Linked DNA regions of Mus musculus: region 2 is linked to region 1. A link is a loop called in an ENCODE intact Hi-C map of the cell type or tissue named here. Cell type or tissue: heart. All regions are shown on one strand.

What was found. A loop is a pair of places that touch in the nucleus more often than their neighbours do. Peaks named below come from ENCODE experiments on the same cell type or tissue, not always from the same donor. Only the 100,000 strongest peaks of a DNase experiment are listed, where the experiment ranks them.
Region 2: a loop joins it to region 1, with 1.9 times the contacts of the local background. A loop is called at or near these places in 3 of 42 quality-filtered maps.

What each region holds. Positions count from the first base shown.
Region 1 is chr16:49,961,308-49,963,807 of GRCm38, reverse strand. It overlaps Gm5486. Among named protein-coding and RNA genes, the nearest start is that of Gm19723, 6.7 kb to the right of the region's middle. In heart, no CTCF peak of the experiment used is centred here; no DNase peak of the experiment used is centred here.
Region 2 is chr16:49,908,303-49,910,802 of GRCm38, reverse strand. The region is part of intron 8 of Cd47 (CD47 antigen (Rh-related antigen, integrin-associated signal transducer)); the gene reads right to left. Among named protein-coding and RNA genes, the nearest start is that of Gm19723, 46 kb to the left of the region's middle. In heart, no CTCF peak of the experiment used is centred here; a DNase peak (open chromatin) is centred at 1,062; H3K27ac peaks cover 268 bases.

The sequences.
Region 1 (2,500 bases):
TCAGGGTGGAGGACCCGCAAAGTTACTTAAATTATTCATTAAATATATTGATTTGCGGCTGGGAAGATCACCCAGTGGACCTGTTTGGTTCCTAGCACCCACATCGGTAGCTCACAAACATAACCACAAGTGACTCCCACTCCATAGGAATCTGAGACCCTGGCCCCATGGACACCTGTATTTAGGTGTCCATATGTACATACAAACACACATCTACATGTAATTTTAAAATAATAAAAATAAATCTTTAATTTTCTTTTTTTACATTTTCATGTACATAAAAATGCATGGCAAATACTCTTGCCTCCTACCCCTTCAACACTCCACTTTCCTACAAATCCTTTCTCCTCACTCATGTCTTTACTGTTTTGTTACTCATTGAGTTTAACCGAGGTGGTCTGGGTGACCACGGGCTTGTAGCTATCCTTAAAAGTTCAGTGGTCTCACCCGATGCTGCCACAACACGAGACAAGGACTCCTGTCTCCAAGAACGGTTGTGTAGCCAACATTCCAGCAGGGATGAGTCCTGTACCATGAGGAAGTTTCTTCCCTGTCTGTGAACGATCATTGGCAGGACCAGTCTTGGGCAGGTCCAGTGCAGGTAGCTTTTGCGATTTTTTTTAAGATTGCACTGGCAATATCATAACCAGAAAACAGCATTTCCACAACCCTCCTTCATTCCTTTCCCACAATGTCCTCTGAGTGATTTTAACGGAAACCACTCTCTTTCCGATGCTCATTATCTTTTCCTTCCTGGGACTCAGAGGTCAGTAGAGACCCAAGCGAAGGACCTGCCAGAGGCTGCACATGCTTACACTAGAAGCTCACTCATGACTGGCACCATCTATATGCAGACTCTTTCTTCCTTTGCTTTGGAATGACTCACTTCTTCATGTGAGTATCCTCCATGTCTCTGCGTGCTCCTGGGTGCCCCGTGACAGGTGACTTTGGTGGAAGTATGCTGTAGAAACAGCCTTCAAACTGACTGGAGCTAAAAAGGCTGTCAGTCTGCAGGGTCCCCAACCTCCAGAATCACTGATGTAGAAAAGCATACTAGAAAACATGTTTAGCTAAAGGACATTGAGTATGCCAGATGCTTACTTGAAGTTTCTTATGGTCACAACCTTTGCATCCACCTTGCCAACTTTCCTTCATGCACACTTAATTTATCACTTCCCACAAGGCACCTAATCTTCATGGTTTAGCCTTTAGAATCCACTGGCAGTAAGGCCATGCCCACCCCGCTCAACTCTACCACCCTGGTCCAAACACTGTCATCTCTTCAATCAGCTCTAACACTTCTCTTTTGTTTCACCTTCTGTTGGTCTTAATCAAAGCTAAATCAGACCACTTCCTCCCACTGTTCAGTACCTCCTACCAAGGGCTTTCCGAGTCACCTGACATGAAATAAAATCTGGCTACTAGGGCATCTTTTTGAGTTCTTCTTCTGCTGTCTCTAGCTCGCTCTACTTAAGCTATAGGGCATCTGAAATCTTTCTCTGCTAGTGATGTTCCGCAAACTATTATTCAAATAAGTGCTCAGTTATTTTACATTGACTTCCAAATTCAATTTTATCACCTTAAGTCCTTGTTTTCACATTAATCAGCTAAAATCATGTGAAAGATCCCTAGGAACAACCCCAGAGGAAATTGTCATGGAAGCTCCTCTTTTTTTTTTTTTTTAAATTTGGCTCAGGCAGGTTATAGATTATAGCAAGTGGAGGAAATCTGTCCACTTGCTAATAAGAATATCTCAAAGGGATATCTAGATGAACCCTGGGCAAGGTCTGACAACCATTTATGACCACTAAGAAGCAACTGAAGTGTGAATTTACTTTGAAAAATGACTATTAGTAATGAAAATGTCAAGCAGACACTGACATTCTGTAACGGGAGTCGATAGATTCACCTTTTTGCCAGGCCGCCACAGCACACAAAGAGAACAGGCTCTGCTTTTTCCCCAGGACTAAAACCTATTTGAGACTGTGGCTGGAAGCCCACATAGCAGTAGCCCAGAAAGGAACTATGCTGCTATTTAAATTATGGCTCTAGATGTCTGTAAATTATTCTTAGAACCTGAGCAGGGCCAGCCTGACCACTTGAATGTACTCCATTTCTTGTGGGAATATTTCACAGATTGGCTGAGACTTGGCGATACAAAATTCATGTGCATATGTGAAGCATGCGTTTCAGTGCCATCTCATAGCTGTTTGTTTATATAGCGTATGTTTATCTAGGGTTAAGCATGACAGACATTTAGGAACTTAGGCTTGGTGTCAGCTTGAATGGTAGACTAAAGGATCCCAAACTCCTCCTCTTCTTGACCCATTAGGTAAGTATACCTGCATATTTCCTGAATTACTTAGATCCCCTCAAATGCTACATGCTAACAACTCCCAGAATTTGTTGCCATAATGTATATGTATGTACCAGCTAACTTCTAAAATCTCACAGCTCTATATTATCAACGCCTGGGGTGAGAAATAAACACTAGCCCGTG
Region 2 (2,500 bases), 53 kb after region 1:
TTGTTGCTAAAGCTTGAAACTGTTTGAGATATTCTATCAAAAATAATGAAAATGTATCTGTAAAGGTCACAGACAGAAATCAGGCAAATCATTAGCCTTTTCAGTTTGGTAAGTAAAATGCCAATGGCATGGGAAAATAAAATCAACACAGACTGATAACCTTGGTTTGCTGGGTAAGCTCAATACAAGGCATGAGATGTTGATTTTTCAAAGCAGAAGTTATTGATCCAAGAATAATATTCTACCATGTTCACTTTAGGTTTACAGCATTCGGTTAATATAAGTGAAACAGACTTGTGATCCGGCATAGGTAAAGAGGAAGTTCTTGGGAAGGTGCCCTGAACTTTGTTCAGGGTGATCTGTACGCCGTGAGTCCAGGGTGGACATCAGAAGACACAGCCCGTAACAAGCATTTAAAAACCAAACTGTGTCGCCCGGCGTGGTGGCGCACGCCTTTAATCCCAGCACTCGGGAGGCAGAGGCAGGCGGATTTCTGAGTTCGAGGCCAGCCTGGTCTACAGAGTGAGTTCCAGGACAGCCAGAGTTACACAGAGAAACCCTGTCTCAAAAAACAAAAAACAAAAACAAAAAACAAAACAAAACAAAACAAACAAACAAACAAAAAACAAACTGTGATCAGCTAAACATGGACAAAATTCAGGGCCTTTTCAAGGTCCTCACAGACCACCTCATGTGCTACACAAAGAACTAAAAAAACCAAAGTAACAAACAGTTCTTTATGACATCTCTTGAAACAGTGACTTAAAAAAAAAGTCACATTTTAAAGATAATTAACAAAGAGGCAGTGAAAGTTTTCCCACTGGTTTTCTGCAAATGGAGAAAAGTTTACTTATTTATTTATAATCCACTCACAGAAACCTGACACTGTGGTAGGTAGAAGAAAGACCACAATAGCTGAGAAACAAAACACAGAGGGTAAACACGGTAAAGCCACGCCAGGAACCCTGGCACGGTGTACACTTGTTCCCACTACAACAATATTTTTAGGTAGCAGCAGCTTGTGTAGCAAAACACACATTTCAAAGCTACGACAAAAGCCTGTAACCATGGGACCATTCTGGACTTCCCGTCAAGCCAGAGCCTGCGTTAAATTTAGCTCAGCCAACACATGATCGAAGTGTTTTTAATCTTATGCAGAAGTTAATTGTGCTCTAGGGAAGAAGGCCTCCTCGGTTACCTGCAACTCTTTGTTAGGGAGGTGAACAGGCAGGTCACAGGCTTTACAGCAGTAAAATATAAAGCAAAGCCTCCGTGAGAAAAGGATGGGTTGCAAGTACTGACGGCATGAAGACGTTTTTTGAAAATAGAATGTAATTACAAATGGAATTACTAAATGCCAATGGGGCTGGAGAATCATAGACTATTACGGACTTCTTTGGGAAGTATTAACAAGCACATGCATAGGTCATATTCAGGAAACATGTGTTTGCTGTTGATCTGGAGTTCAGAAAAGAGGGGAAAGCTGGGGTGTGTAGAGAAGTCTTTTTCTCTCTAATCCTTTCCCACATGGTTGGGACTAAGTTTCTGCATGGAAAAGTAGATATATCACCCCCAGTGTGAAATGCAACAAAATCTCTCCACAAGTATACAACTCCATCAAGGTGAGACAAACATATGCCAGGATATCTACACTCCTTATGCAAGGAGTTTTAAACACTCAGTCAACAGGTGCATGGCCTGAAATATGTGCACCAAACATAGCCGCTGAGGAACCAGGAGGTTCCCATCCATGAGACCCTACGAGCTATGTTCTTTATCTACCTACAGAAAAAATGACACTGTCACAGGTAAAAAAAAAAAAAAAAAAAAAAAAAAAAGAACACAACACCAAGCTAGATCTAAGATGGAAACACCAAGAAACTGGGACATTCATGATTGACAATGTCCCTGTCATTTTCTTTAAAAAAAGTTGTAATTTCAAGAAAGCTCTCTGCTTCCTTTGTAAACATCCATGTGTGTCAACCAGTGCACAACCATGGGTGAGCTCTAAAACTCATCTGTCCATGCATCAACCAGGGCACAATCACATGCAAACTTAATACTTACCGTCATTCATCATTCCTTTTGACTCTTTAAATGCTGAGGATTAGTAACAAGCAGGCAATTAGTCAGAAGGCAAGTTAGTAAGATTTCACAGTTAGAAATAATCTCAACATAAACAGATATGCCAACAACACAATGCCAAGTATCCCTTAACTAGACAGCTAGACTCATTTGAGGCTATCATTCATTGCAAAGCTCACACCCACAGCACCCACAAAAGCAAACAGACTTTCTGGGGAATACAGATCTAGATTTACATAGAAAGTAAGTGACACATTTTGGTATCACTCCATAGTGGCAGCCTGGATTTTTCTAGAAATCAGAAGCCACAGGGATGATTCTTTACTGAGGGTGTGACACTTCATCTTGTCCAGTAAAAAAAAAAAAAAAAAAAGGCTCAATGGTCCCCTTGCCCAAATGTCACTCAGTATAGCAC